2 separate regions of the Mus musculus genome follow, and region 2 is linked to region 1. The links are chromatin loops, found by intact Hi-C in ENCODE. Cell type or tissue: heart. All regions are shown on one strand.

What was found. Peaks named below come from ENCODE experiments on the same cell type or tissue, not always from the same donor. Only the 100,000 strongest peaks of a DNase experiment are listed, where the experiment ranks them.
Region 2: a loop joins it to region 1, with 7 times the contacts of the local background. A loop is called at or near these places in 2 of 42 quality-filtered maps.

What each region holds. Positions count from the first base shown.
Region 1 is chrX:53,794,584-53,802,583 of GRCm38, reverse strand. It overlaps Xlr (X-linked lymphocyte-regulated), which reads left to right and starts at 4,878. Exons shown (of 8, transcript NM_001291747.1): 1 at 4,878-4,952; 2 at 6,364-6,441; 3 at 6,748-6,811; 4 at 7,082-7,116. The coding sequence starts at 6,372. In heart, a CTCF peak has its summit at 3,299 (motif pointing right); a DNase peak (open chromatin) is centred at 4,863.
Region 2 is chrX:53,428,620-53,436,619 of GRCm38, reverse strand. Etd (embryonic testis differentiation) reads right to left here and starts at 1,702. Exons shown (of 2, transcript NM_175147.2): 1 at 1,560-1,702. In heart, a CTCF peak has its summit at 3,522 (motif pointing left); no DNase peak of the experiment used is centred here.

The sequences.
Region 1 (8,000 bases):
CCATCTAGAGACTGCCATTTCCAGGGATCCGTCCCATAATTAGCCTCCAAACGATGACACCATTGCATACACTAGCAAGCGTTTGTGAAAGGACCCTGATATAGGTGTCTCTTGTGAGACTAGGCCGGGGCCTAGCAAACACATAATTGGATGCTCACAGTCAGCTATTGGATGGATCACAGGGCCCCCAATGGAGGAGCTAGAGAAAGTATACAAGGAGTTAAAGAGATCTGCAACCCTCTAGGTGCAACAACATTATGAACTAACCAGTACCCCAGAGCTCTTGACTCTAGCTGCATATGTATCAAAAGATGGCCTAGTCAGCCATCACTGGAAAGAGAGGCCCATTGGACATGCAAACTTTATATGCCCCAGTACAGGGGAACAACAGGGCCAAAAACTGGGAATGGGTGGGTAGGGGAGTGGGTGGGGAGGGTATGGGGGACTTTTGGGATAGCATTGGAAATGTAATTGAGGAAAATATGTAAGTAAAAAAAATTTTTTAAAAAGAAGGGTATTGTTTCCCTAATTTCTTTCTCAGCCTGTTTATCCTTTGTTTAGAGAAAGGCCATTGATTTGTTTGAGTTAATTTTATATCCAGCTACTTCACTGAAGCTGTTTATCAGGCTTAGGAGTACTCTGGTGGAATTTTCAGGGTCACTTATGTATACTATCATATCATCCGCAAACTGTGATATTTTGACTTCTTCCTTTCCAATTTGTATCCCCTTTGTCTCCTTTTGTTGTCGAATTGCTCTGGCTGGAGCTTCAATTACAATGTTGAATAGGTAGGGAGAAAGTTGGCAGCCTTGTCTAGTCCCTGATTTTAGTGAGATTGCTTCTAGCTTTTCACCATTTACTTTGATGTTGACTACTGGTTTGCTGTAGATTGCTTTTATCATGTTTAGGTATTGGTCTTGAATTCCTGATCTTTCCAAGACTTTTTATCGTGAATGGGTGTTGGATCACCAGTCAGAATGGCTAATATTCAATATTCAGGTAACAGCAGAGGCTGGTGCGGATGTGGAGAAAGAAAAACACTCCTCCACTGTTGGTGGGATTGCAAGCTTGTACAACCACTCTGGAAATCAGTCTGGTGGTTCCTCAGAAAATTGGACATAGTACTACCAGAGGATCCTGCAATACCTCTCCTGGGCATATATCCAGAAGATGTTCCAACCAGTAAGAAGGTCACATGCTCCACTATGTTCATAGCAGCCTTATTTATAATAGCCAGAAGCTGGAAAGTACCCAGATGCCCCGCAACAGAGGAATGGATACAGAAAATGTGGTACATTTACACAATGGACTACTACTCAGTTATTTTAAAAAATGAATTTATGAAATTCCTAGGCAAATGGTTGGACCTGGAGGGCATCATCCTGAGTGAGGTAACCCAATCACAAAAGAACTCACATGATATGTACTCACTGATAAGTGGATATTAGCCCAGAAACGTAGAATACCAAAGATACAAGATACAATTTACAAAACACATGATACTCAAGAACAAAGAAGACCAAAGTGTGTACACTTTGCCCTTTTTAGAATTGGGAACAAAACATCCATGGAAGGAGTTACAGAGACAAAGTTTAGAGCTGAGACGAAAGGATGGACCATCTAGAGACTGCCATACCGGGGGATCCATCCCATAATCAGCCTCCAAAGATGACACCATTGCATACACTAGCAAGATTTTACTGAAAGGACCCTGATATAGCTGTCTCTTGTGACGCTTTTCTTGGGCCTAGCAAATACAGAAGTGGATGCTCACAGTCAGCTATTGGATGGATCACAGGGCCCCCAGTGGAGGAGCTAGAGAAAGTTCCCAAGGAGCAAAAGGGGTCTGCAAGCACATAGGTGGAACAACAATATGAACCAGTACACCCAGAGCTCGTGTCTCTAGCTTCATATGTAGCAGAAGATGGCCTAGTCAGCCATCATTGGGACGAGAGCCCCCTTGGTCATGCAAACTTTATATGCCCCAGTACGGGAGAATTCCAGGGCCAAGAAATGGGAGTGGATGGGTAGGGGAGTAGGACGGGGTGGGGGCAGGGTATAGGGGACTTTCAGGATATCACTTGAAATGTAAATGAAGAAAATATCTAGTAAAAAACTGAAAAAGGAAACAACAACCAAAAAACAACAAAAAAAATAACAATACAAAAGGAATACCCCTCACAAGGAAGCTGGACAAGGCATGAAATAGGACAAAAGGAGTTATAGAGAAATATGCAAATTTAAAAATATATGAGTGTGTGTGTGTGTGTGTGTGTGTGTGTGTGTGTGTGTGTGTGTGTGTGTGTGTGTTTTGGGTCAACATAAATTTAAACACACCAGATATATGCCTGGGACCTGAAGAGGCCAGGAAATTGCAAATAAGTGCACAAAACAGTGGTTGGAAAAATGACTCAGCTGTAAAAAGCACCTTTTCTATGCAAAGGACTGGGAACAAAGCACCCACAACATGGCTCTCAATTTATGCACAACTAAAGTTTGAGATAATCATGCACAATTCCAGCCTCTGTAGGCAACAGAGGCATAAGTGAGAGAGAAGGCCTGCAGGACCTAGCACACTGTTATAATCAAGCTCAGTACTAGGAAGGCGGATCGAGGAGAATACCAGGGGGGTTGTAGGAGATCTGGATGCTCCATTCTGATCTCTTAAGGCAGCATAGACTTTTGTAGTGTATATATGCACTTGAAGAAAATGTCCACACACATTAAATGTTTATACACATTAATATATAAAAACCAAAATTGCATACAAGAACCTCTACAGTTGAAATAAAGTAGTGCCATTTGCAGTGTTTCATATGTTACAAATTTGTTCAAGTTTTTCAAGTCACATAGCAACTAAAACAATAGGACCACCTGCAGGAGGTCTTCCCAGATATACGCACAAAGGAAAGGAGAAACATCATAAAAATAAGAGGTGGACCATCTGGGAAGAAGAAGGGTCTCAGCAAGAGTGGGAGAATTATGAATAAACTACTGTGGGGTATAAATATATGAATTGTTAAAAGTACATAATACAGGTTCACTTTTGTTGTCCACTATGTAATTTATATGCATATGACATTTGTTCCAAACCAAACATTATATATTTATTATAAATAATTAAGAAGTTTCTGTGTAGAGTTTTGTGTGTGCTAGGCAAATGCCCTACCAGTCCACTATATTTCTAGCTTTAATTTTTTATCGTCCTTTCTTCACAGAGATGAACTAGACAGTATGTTGGATAAATCTGGAGGTATGTGTTTTTGGAGATATTTGCCTATTGTTTGAAGAGGCCAGAAGAGGGCACCAGATCTCTATAAACCCTATAGTATAGGGGGATAATTTTAGGTTTCACAGTAATTGCAGTTTTCTTAAAAACACATACAGATGACTTCTCACCCAACGTTCAGACCTAAAGAATAGCTGAAGATGTAGCTCAGTGGTACAGCATCATGTAAAAGCTATGCGTTTCATCTTCAGTGGCAGGAAAAAAAACAACAACCAACCCACCAAATTAACAAAAAAACCTACCAAACAAACAAAACAGAGCAATAAGCCTCGCAAATGGAATGTTAGTTTGTCCAGTTTGCCCAATTAACTGCAAATTGCAATGTGAGCAAGCAATCCAATTTGCTGTTGTAAAGAAACAAACAAGACCAGGATTAAACATTTTAGGAGCCAAACTTAGGCATGATTACAGAAATACAAAAAGAAAAAAGAAAAAAAATAGAGACATTGGCTACAGCAACAGAACAAACCTCGCAGAGGGGCTAGAGAGATGGCTCTTTTGGTAAAGTGCTTTTCTTGAAAGTATATGGACTTAGGTGGGGGCCTAGGATACACTTTAAAAAGGCAGGCTGCAGCCCAGTGCTGAGTAGGTGGAGTCAGCTTGCTGGCTATCCAGGCTAGTGGCATTGGTGAGCTGCAGATTCAGAGAGACCCTGTCTCAAGATTTAAGTTGGGTCAGGCGATGGTGGCGCATGCCTTAAATCTCAGCAGTTGAGAGGCCCAGGCAGGGGGATTTCTGTGTTTGAGGCCACCCTGGTCTACAGGGTGAGTTTCAGGACAACCAGGGCTATACAGAGAAACCCTGTCTCAAAAAACAAAAACAAAAACAAAAAGCCCCCCAAAAAAACAATGTAAGTTGGAATATGATTGAGAATACACCAGATGCCTCCTTATGCACACATATACTGAAATGTATATACATAATTTTTACTGAATCTCTTTTTTATGATTTACACAATCCATTAAAATTATGGTGTTTTTTTTTCTTTTTCTGGAAATAGACAATATTAGGAAAATGTCATATTTTTATAATGTCCACTGTATAGTAAAAATAAACACCTATCGAGAGAAATTGATCCAGCATACCTTAAAACACACACAGGAAAGGGATGGAAAGATGGCTTAGAAATTAAGAGCATTTGTTGCTCTTGGAGAGAACCAAGGTTTAGTTCCTAGGACCCACATAATGGCTCACAGCCATTTTTAATTCTAGATCCAGGTGATTTGGCATCCTGTTCTATTTTCTACGAACCCCAGACATGCATGTTGTATAAATACAAACATGCAAAAACACGTTAGTTAAATAAATAAAACAATTTAGAATTGCACACAACAGCCCCTTCAACTGAAACAAAGTAGGAGAGTCTTTTGGGAATTCATTTTATTTTAACTTTCAAGTTAGTATTGCAAACTTGGAAAATGGAAAGCCTCTGGGTAGTAGTGGCAGCTAAAATACTACCTCCTTTTTGCTGCTTCGATGACAGAAGACAGATAGAGCCTCTCTCACCCTTAGTACGCATGTGCAAACACGGCCAATCAGCAAGGGGCTTGGCTGAGACTGTTTTCCCGCTGTCCCAACCCTGTTACCCAGTATGCTTTGTGGTGGCCACGAAGCCGAGTTCTTGAGGAAGCGAAGTTCTTGAGGAAGCCGAGAAGTTCTTGAGGTATCATGGTAGGGAGAAGTCTCTGTGGAGGGAGTCAGTGACCTGTTGAAAGTTGGTTAATCCTGGTTCAGCTGGGGGTCCGGGTGGAGGGGCGGACGTGCTACTTCAGGAGTAAGGAGAGGAGGTGACCCTCACGGGACTCTGGACTGTGCTACTTCCGGGTTCACAATCGACTTTACCCACCTAGGCCTCTGTGGAGAAAAACGGAAAACTTCGCTAAGGGCAGGAGTTTAAACAGACAGCACCTAGCAGAAAGCAGGAAGGCCAGGGAATTGGAGACCCTGAAAGTCTTTCTGGGGCCTGGGGATGTGAGGTGTGAGTAAACTGGATGTCGGTTAGTGGTGGAAACAGACTAGAACGTTTTCAGTGCTGTTGCTGCTGCTGCCCACCAGGAATTCATGAAAAACAAACTGAAGACCAGTCTTCATTTTCCTCTACCTGGTATTGAAAGGCCAGATTGCCGAAATTTGTATATATAGGCTCCAAACTGCCTCCAAATCCAGAGGCTCCTCTCAGCCTCAGAAATGCTGGGACTTCAGACATAATTCAGGCCAGGCTGTGTTTATTTATGTGTTGTTTTGGTTTAGGGAAGTGAGCTCTAACTCTGTATCTCAGGCGTGTTGGAAACCTCATGTGCAGCTTGGACTTTCCTTGAAAGTGAAGTCCTCAGCCTTACAAATGTACAGGAACCGGAGGAAACATGCTTGTTTTATTTTTTATTTTTAATTTTTTTTGGTTTTTTTTTTATTGTTGAAGATTGAACCCAGAACTTCTTGCTGTAGGAGTAAAATATGTGTCCAGCCAGGCAGAACTTTATATTTTAGATTTGCTTTAGATTTGTATTGCGATGGAAATGATTGAGGAGCTTGCTTGTGATAATAGGAACTATGATTTTATTTGGAGATTGAGATGCAGACACATTTGCTCAAATTTATCAAAAACCTAGCAGGAGTGGAACCAAAATGCAGATCCTCCTCTGATTAGATATAAACCCACTTGAAGTCACAGTTAAAGCCATCATAGTGTATGTGTGTGTTTGTGTGTGTGTGTGTGTGTGTGTAGCCCAAAATACTTCATTCAACTTAACTAATTCTTTTTTTAAAATGTGTACATATTGAAGTTGAGGTTATTAATGACTATTTTTGAAGGCAACTATTGTGTTCCATATTTAAATACTAAGGTCTTTAGTATTAAATCAGAGGGTAATAGAAATATGGTTTTATCTTTAAACCCTTCATGCAATTATGAAGTGCTGTTTTTATAAAAATCATTCCTTAATGTTATTATATATTTCAATTTTATTAGCTTAAGTGATTTTGGGGATTCAAATGGCTTGAGAAAATTTCTTTTTATTCTAAATCAGAAAACCTAAATTTCTTAGTGGAAAGGCAGTGTTTTGAATATTCTCTAGAGACAACAATGGAAAACTGGGACTTGTCAAGTGATGAAATGCAAGATGGGAATGCTCCAGAATTGGACGTTATTGAAGGTACCAGATATATAATGTTGGGCATTGATGTTACACTTCCTTTTTTCTCAGTTATTCTAATTAGGCTTGTAACAGAGATCGAAAATCTCATATTGTATCTCTTGTCTTTAATCACAGCATGTAAATAACTAGCTTAAAACATATTTTTAGATGACAAGTAGACATTACTTGATTTTGTTTAACCTCTGGACAAATAATAAATCTGTTTAAAACCTAATATTGGCACTATGCCTGAATGATCACAAAGTGTTTCATTAAAATTTGCAAAAAAAAATGTTTTAATATCTCGTTTTATTGCCAACCCAGAACATAATCCAGTAACTCGTGATGATGAGAATGCAAATCCTGAAGAAGTAGTTGGAGATACACGGTAATATGTTCAAACTTATTATTTCCTTCATAGTGTAAGTACTTCCAGAAAAGTTTAATTGATTGTATAGCAAGTAATCTATATTAATATTTAGCATATGATGTATATTCCAAACAAGAATTCCGTAAGATTAATCCTTAATCTGAATGGATTTCTTGGAGGATGTAATGCTGTGGGGCAACTCTCATCGACCTGCTTGTAGGACAAAAGCTGAGCCATCAAACTGTATCTTCAGAATCCTTACTTTTTAAAACTTTAATTTCTTCACAGATCTCCAGTACAAAATATTCTGGGAAAATTTGAAGGTACATTTTTGGATATATAATTTGTTTAAAACTATATAGTATTAACATAATTTATATATTAGGAAATATTAGTTAATATACTCTATGACATCTGAATGACTTATTCCTATTTATATGTAGTATTTTGTGAATATTGTTATTTTAATTTTTATTTAGTTATTTATTTATTTTTATCCGATATTATCTTTATGTACATTTCAAATATTAGCCCTTTCCTGGTTTCACCCCAGAAAATCCATATTCCATTAGCCCTCCCTGTGCTTCTATGAGGGTGTTCCCCCACCCACCCACTCCCACCTCCCCACCCTGGCATTTGCCTACAATGGAGCTTCGAGCCTTCACAGGACCAAGGACCTCTCCTCCCACTGATGTCTGACAAGGCCATCCTCTGCTATATATGCAGCAGGAGCCATGGGTCCCCCTCTTTGTTGGTGGTTTAGTCCCTGGTGGATCTGGGGGGTCTGGTTGGTTCATGTTGTTGCTCTTCCTATAAGGTTGCAAAACCCTTCAGCTCCTTCAGTCCTTCCTCTAACTCCTCCACTAGGGACCCCATGATCAGTCTTATGGTTGGCTGTGAGCATCAGCCTCTGTTCTTGCCAAGCTCTGGCAGAGCCTCTCAAGAGACAGCCATATTAGGCTCCTATCAGCAAGCACTTGTTGGCATTCACAATAGTGACTGGGTTTGGTGTCTGTATATGGGATGGATCCACAAGTTGGGCAGACTCTACATGGTCATTCCTTCAGTCTCTGCTCTGCACTTTGTCTCCATATTTCTGCCCAGGAGTATTTTGTTCCCCATTCTAAGAAGGACTGAAACACCCACATTTTCCTCTTCCTTCTTCTTGAGCTTCATGTGGTCTGAATTACATTGTGGGTATTCTGAG
Region 2 (8,000 bases), 370 kb after region 1:
TAGGCTTCTTCTCCTGTCAGAGGGTTCCCTGCAGACTGATCCAGGCTAAACCACGATGCGTTTACCCAAAGCAGTGGGCCTATCAGTTTCCCTTTCTTCATTTACATTGACCAACTCTAAATTATGGGGAAAGGCCTTACATCCTTACATTCAAGCCTACTAAAGAACCTTACAACCCCCAGGCCTCCAGGAAAGGTCTGACTTCAGCTTCCTCAGCACCCTGTACTTTCCAGGGAGGGTCTTTGCCTCTGTTTGTATATGTGTGTACTTGTCTGTATGTGAGTGTGTGAATGTGTGTGTGTATGCTTTTTCACCTTTAACAAAGGTTTTATTTATTTATTTATTTATTTATTTATTTATTTATTTATTTGATTTTTCGAGACAGGGTTTCTCTGTATAGCCCTGGCTGTCCTGGAATTCACTTTGTAGACCAGGCCGGCTTTGAACTCAGAAATCTGCCTGCCTCTGCCTCCCAAGTGCTGGGATTAAAGGTGTGCGCCACCACTGCCCGGCCTAAAGGTATTTTTCATCTGTTCACTTTATCTGTATGTCTGAGATTCTCCCTGATCCTGCCTGTCATGTTTGAGATTTTTTTTTTAGCTGCCTCTTAATTCTTTAACTGCAAGAGAAAACAAACCCAGGGCAGACCTCTAGAATGTACCAGGATGGTTTCTAAAAAGCTCTTGCTTAAGAGGCCACCTTATACCTCCATAGTTGAGGAGCCAAATGTGGTGTAATCAAGAAACAGCACAGCTACGCCTTGGCAGCTATGAAAGAGTTAGCTCTCTGATGAGGTAAAGCCCCAAACTGCTTATGTAATGTGAGTCCAAAAAGAACTTAGTCTAGTATAAGACACGTCCAACTTCAGAGGGTAGTAAAGTTGGCCAAATGACTAACAGCATACAGTCAAGGTCAATAATTAACAAAGCTACTCAGTGATGAATAGGAGGGGCTTCAACTACCCCTAACGAGATGGACAGTATCTGAACAGAAATTGGGCCATAAGGAGATGTATAGAGCATGGTCTATGAGAGCCCACAGAATTAGCTGATCTCAGCAGAGATTACCACCATCTTTGTCCAGTTTCTGCCATGGTCCTATAAAAATCCCTAGACAACGGAGCTCGATGACATTTCCTTTCTTGGAAACTCTTCCTACTTTAAGGAGTAATCTATCTTTCCCTCCATCTTTTACTTTTAAATAATTCTTAATAAAGTCTGTTTCTGCTCTGCATACTCCTACAAGAGTCAACACCTTTTATTTTCATTGACATGAGACAAAGAACTCAGAGCCACTATCTCAAGTTAACTTCAGTGACCACTGGAGCCTGGTACCTTCCTTAGAGGCAGGTGTGGGTTTAGTTCTTTGGGGGCACCAAAAGGTCCTGTTAAAAAAAAAAACGTGCATCAGCTGAAAGACTTCCTAGTTTATTCTAATTGCTCCTCAATGAGGCATTCACAGTGCGATATACTGTCAATTCTATGCAAGCAAGGAAGATGGGCCCAGTTCTGTTTAGGGGCCAAAGAGATTGTTTCTGTTTCCATCTCCAATAAGCTTACCTTGGCTCTGGGTGTCCGTCTGCACCTGTAGTCTTGTTGTGCGGTGAGAGAAGAAGCAGTATGAACAAACCTCAGCGTTCCAGAATCGCCCTCTGGGAGAGAGGGATGTGGGATGTGGGATGTGTCCTTTTGTTCACATTTGTTCCAAATGTGTCCTTTTCAGAATGTAGGATATCAGCACTAGGGATGCAAATGTCTTGTACTCCTCCCTTTATATCCACTCCCCTTCACACACAAAGAAACACAGTAGCTGAAGAGCTCAAGGAGAGCATACTGATCAAGAGCCACCAATCCTGTGCTAACCCATTTTTTGCCTCTGCAGCATTTCTCCACAACTCCTGGCTTATCAGTTTAGATTGGTTTTGGCCAGCCCTCATGGCCTTCCAACATGAGAATAGAAATACCTGCTTCCTTCACTTCTGGCTTGCCGTGCTTAGCACACTTGGGGTCAAAAATGCAAGCCTGGTGTTCCCCTTAGGTTTGATTGTTGAAGAGGTGCAATTGCTTTCTTAGCTTCCAAACTTCCAAAGTTGGAATAATATCTCAAGGGAGAGAGCATGCTCAGCAACCTTCCCCAGGGCTGCTAGGAGTATCTTGGTCGTTCTGTCTTGAATACCACTTGAAAATGTGAGCCCCAGCCAAAAAATTACATTGTCCTTACATTCCCTCCTTTAGTAATTAGTACATTAAGCCAAGGAGTTCATTATTGACATGCAAAATGATTTAAACACAACAATTTACATATTGCCTGTACGTTTTGACTGTTATTGTTAGTGATTTCTGATAAGTTTCTTGTATAGTTCAGACTTAACCTCCAACTCACAATCCCTCTGCAACATCCTTCCTGGGATTTCCCTCCCCCCCCCACACACACACTGGATTCCAGGGAATAAAGCCAGGGCTTTGTGCTTGTAAGGGCTCTACCACCAACCTATATCACAGACCTTACATTTAAAAAAAAACAGTAATAATTAAGTATTAGAAAAGAATGCCCTATAGCCAAGCATGGTTTCTTGGGCTTATATTTCTAGCACTTGCAAAAGTCGAAGCATGAGGCTTAGGAGCTCAAGATCAGCTACATAGTGAATCCAACCTGGACTACTTAGGGCATTGTCTCAAAAGGGGAGTGGCCTGGAGAAATGGCTCAGTGGTTAGTTAAGATCATATATTGTTCTTACAGAGGACCAAGCTCCAGGAGATCTGAACTCCATTCTGGGTACCCACAAGATCAATTCCAAGCTCTCATATTGGATAGCTTCACTCCAGGTCCAGGGAATCTAACACTTCTGACTTCTCCTGGCTTTCTCTGGTAACTGCACTCCTGTACACAGACACAAATATATATACACAATTTAAAACTTAATAAAAGTATCTTTTTTAAAGGGGCTGGGGTGACAGATGCTCAAAGTCTGACAATCTAAATTGTACCCCAAGACCTGTACAACGGAAGGCGAAAACCACTTTCCCAGGTTGACCTTTATGCTTGTGCTGTGGAATATCTCACCTCAGCCTCATTCAAAATAAATTAATAAAGGTAAAAAAACTTGAAACAAGGAAGGAGAGGCATGCTAGGTTCGGATTACTTGAGGAGAATTGGAGGAGGGAATTGAGGTTCCCTGAGGGGTTGGGAGGAAGGAATTAAGGGTAAAAATGTTCAAGACACACTATTTACATATATGACATTTCCAAAGGAAGAAAATGAAAAGAATGTCATAAAAGAATACTTAGGATGTTGAAAAGACCTTCGCAGGAGTTTGTTACAAAGAAGAAACAAGATTTTGTGCAGGTAAGTATATATTTTAGATTTTTAATTACATTAAAATAAATGCAAAATAACATAAGAAACTAATGCAGTGTTCTTAGTGTCTATCTAAGGTAGCATATGTCAGGTACATTTGATCTTTGGTTCAGGTGTATCATGAAAAGGTAACACACTTTCCTTACAGAAGCTATTAACTTGTACAGCTCTGCCATCTGGTGGCTGAACTAGAGATTACCTTTTCAAACACCTTGCTATTAATTTTTGTGGTGTGGTTCGGTGTGTGTGTGTGTGTATACCTGATATAATTATACACATGAACATATGTGCTGCATGTCATCCCTGGAGGTCAGAGGATAAATAAGAGTTGGTTTTATCCTTCCACAATGTGGGTTCCAGAAATTGAACTCAGATCATCAGGGTTGGCAAGCAGCTACCTTTTGCCCAGAGACATTTTGCTGGCCATGGAAATGTCTAATTGTAGTCTGATGGATGGATGCTGTAATCCAGATTGCAGAGCAAATATCAATGAGGATATAACCCCAGGGTAGAACATTCAAGCTTTACACGTAGTTAGGACAAGTAACTATGGCTATGTCCTTCCTAGAAGAGTAGTAGTTTAGAACTCTAATTGCTACATTTATAATACTATGCATGCGCTTAGCTCCTTTAAAGTTTTTTGACATTGATTCATTGATTCATTCATTCATTCATTCATTCATTCATTCATTCAGTGTGTGTGTGTCAAAAAAACAACTTTAAGGAATTTATTCTCACTGTGGGTTCTGAGGATGGAATGCAGTTGTTTAGGCTTGATGCCAAGTGTCCTTATCCACCGAGCCACATTGGCAGCCCCTCGCATGTAACCACTCATCAAGAGTTTCTTTTACTTGCTATTGAAACAAAGAATGATGATGATTGTTCCATATTGGTATAGAGACCTGGACAACATGATGGGGTTTGAATTTGATTTCACTGGATACATACTGAGAGTAGTTATGTTCTTGCCTACTGCCAGACCCATGGGAGTATGTTTATCTGGGGTTTAGGCTCATTGTGCCTCATATCTCTATGCTGGAGAATTTAAGAGGCCACTGTATCTCACTCGGTGGAAGGCAAAACAATGTCTCTATTGAAAGTATGATGTCTTAGAAATAAGAAGGTCACCTATAGTACCACTTGGAGAATACCAACCTGATGATAAGATTCTTAGTATTTTCCAGTCTACCTACTCCTGCATATAAAATTAGCAATAAGTACAGAAGAAAATTACCAGTGAGACATGATAAGGAAGTAAAGCCTGTGGAAGTTGTAGGTATTGCCTTCCTCAATGAGATGAATACCTTTATAAATGAGTTCCCAGAAACTGCTTTCTTCCTATGTAATCTGAAGATGCAAGAAGTCATGGCCTAGGCTAGGGATGTTTCTCAGATATAAACTGTCTGACTAGCACATAAAAGACTACAGGTTTTATCCCTACTACTGAAACAAACAAACACAGATGCCCAGGAGATGGAGGCATGAGAGTGAGAAGCTGAAGGTTACCCTCGACTATGTGATGAGTTCAAGGCTCAGCCTGAAATACATGACACCCTGTACAAGAGTCCTGCCTGTGCTATCTCCCCAACTTGCTATCAAAGTTTCTTTAAAAAAATATCAGTCACAATGTTGAATGTAATGGCACAGATATGCAATTCTGACACTCAGGAGGCAAGGACAGGAAGAGCAACACTTTAAAGTCAGTCTCACTCACACAGTGAGTTTGAGGCCACACTGGGCTACATAAGACCACATCTCAAAAATAAAAGGGTAAAATGAAGCATTTCAGTTATACAAACTAGAAGGTTCTACAAAAGAAGTAGATGCAAAGTCTAAGCAAGCAGTCTCACCCTAATCCAGTTCAGTGGCTACAGAGAAAATACCAAGGGTCCTTTGGTGGGAAGTGTGTGGAAGAAAAGCCCTACAAATTGTAACTTATATCTTGGGTATTCTAAGTTTCTGGGATAATATCCACTTATCAGTGAGTACATATCATTTGAGTTCTTTTGTGATTGGGTTACCTCACTCAGGATAATGCCCTCCAGGTCCAACCTAGGAATTTCATAAATTCATTCTTTTTAATAGCTTAGTAGTACTCCATTGTGTAAATGTACCACATTTTCTGTATCCATTCCTCTGTTGAGGGGCATCTGGGTTCTTTCCAGCTTCTGGCTATTATAAATAAGGCTGCTATGAACATAGTGGAGCAAGATATAAGTTACAATTTGCAAAACACATGAAACTCAAGAAGAACAAAGACCCTTCTTAGAATTGGGAACAAAACACCCATGGAAGGAGTTACAGAGACAAAGTTTGGAGCTGAGACAAAAGGATGGACCATCTAGAGACTACCATATCCAGGGATCCATCCCATAATCAACTTCCAAACGCTGACACCATTGCATATACTAGCAAGATTTTGCTGATAGGACCCTGATATAGCTGTCTCTAGTGAGACTCTGCTGGGGCCTAGCAAACACATAAGTGAATGCTCACAGTCAGCTATTGGGTGGATCACAGGGCCCCCAATGGAGGAGCTAGAGAAAGTACCCAAGGAGCTAAAGGGATCTGCAACCCTATAGGTGGAACAACATTATGAACTAACCAGTACCCCTGAGCTCTTGACTCTAGCTGCATATGTATCAAAAGATGGCCTGGTAAGCCATCACTGGAAAGAGAGGCCCATTGGAGAGGCAAACTTTATATGCCCCAGTACAGGGGAATGCCAGGGCCAAAAAGTGGGAGTGGGTGGGTAGGGGTGTGGAAGGGAGGGTATGGGGGACTTTTGGGATAGCATTGGAAATGTAAATGAGGAAAATACCTAATTTAATAAATAAATAAATAAATAAATAAATAGATAGATAGATAAATAAATAAATAAATAAAGCCCTACAAAGTGTGTGGGGGAAAAAAGCCCAGTGGGCAGAACGTCGAGGAATCCAGACCCATGACTTCATTTGTCTGTACATCTACCTACACTAGGTCTAGTGAACAAAACTTCACACAGATTTAAAGATCAAACAGTTGCTATTTTTAGAGACAGGCCTTTAGATTTTTAGCATACACAGCTTAACCTAGAAGGCCCCTTAGCATCCAGTGAGCTCTTTTGGAGTTCCGCACCCATGTGTTAAGCAGGTGAACTGTATCCCTTTAAAATCAAATGTAAATGAGTCTTCTCAAACTCTGGCTCTATTTGGAGATGCTGGCAATCATTAGGGTGGCCTTGTCTGGTGACAGGTGAGGAGGAGAAGTAGTACACAGATCCATACACAGAGAAGATTGTCTGGAGAGAAACCAAGACAAGTTTGTAAGAGAGATCACCTTGGCTTAGACCTTCATCTTGGACATCCCATATATACAAAAATAAATTCTAGCCAGGTGTCTTCATTAGGGTTTCCATTTCTATGAAGAGACACCATGACCAAGCAACTCTTATAAAGGACAACATTTAATTGGGACTGGCTTAGAGGTTCAGTCCATTATCATCAAGGCAGTATGCCAATATCCAGGAAGGCATGGACCAGGAGAAACTGAAAATTCTATATTTTCATATGAAGGCTACTGGGAGAAGACTGACTTCCAGGCAGCTAGGAGGAGGGTCTCATCCCAACAGTGACACACTTCCTCCAATAAGGCCACACCTCCTAATATTGCCACTCCCCGGGCCAAGCATTTTCAAACCACCACACCCCTGGCTTGTGCCTATAATGCCTGCATGTAGAAACCCAGAGCAAGAGAATTGGGTATTTGAGGCAATCTAAGCCCCACAGTGAGCTCAAGGCCACTGTGGGTCACATAACAGGAATCAATTTCAAAACAATTTTGCATTGTTTAAGTCACCTAGTCTACAGTACTTCAATGTGCACTGTGTTAAATTGATACACATGGGTTTATAGAAGTGAGAAATGGGGAAGATCGCCTGAGCCTCCATGTAGATGCCAGGACCTCCAGCCTGAGCTGTTCCTTCTGCTAGTTTATGATAGAAGTTAAAAGTAATGTCCTTCCTCTCCAACTATCTACTCCCTAGGGATTATGGGACAGGCTCTTTAAGGATATTTGTCATCATGAGTTTTGGCCTGTCAAGATAGAAAATGCTAAATCCCATGTGAACTCCTGCCAGACCCGTCTAAGGGTGCTAGTACCTGAGAAACAATGAAGGCTTGTGATTTGGGTCCATTCTGCTCCACTATACCTTCTTCCCCTTGCTTCAATGCCATAGTGTCAGAAATAATAAATGCCAGGTTTGGTGGTGCATTCTTGCAATCCTAACATGATGTGGTCTACGGCAGGAGGATTGATGAAAATGTTGAGGCCATCCTTCCTGGGGCACTTAGCAATTCCAGGCCAGCTTAGGCTATATAGACCAGGTTTCAAAAGGCATGGATAAGGGCCGGCGAGATAGTTCAGTCAGTAAAGAGTTTAGCATGCAGCAGGAGGATCCATGTTTGGTTGCTAGTGCCCACGTAAAGGCTGGGCATGATAGTGCATGCTAGTAATTCTAGCTCTGAGAAGGCAGAGATTGGAAGTCCTTGGGGATTGGTAGTCAATCAGCTAACACTAATCACTGAGGCCCAGGTCTCAGTCAGAGAACCCATCTCAAAACAAAACAAGGGTCTAGAGGAGCAACATTTGCATGTGCATGC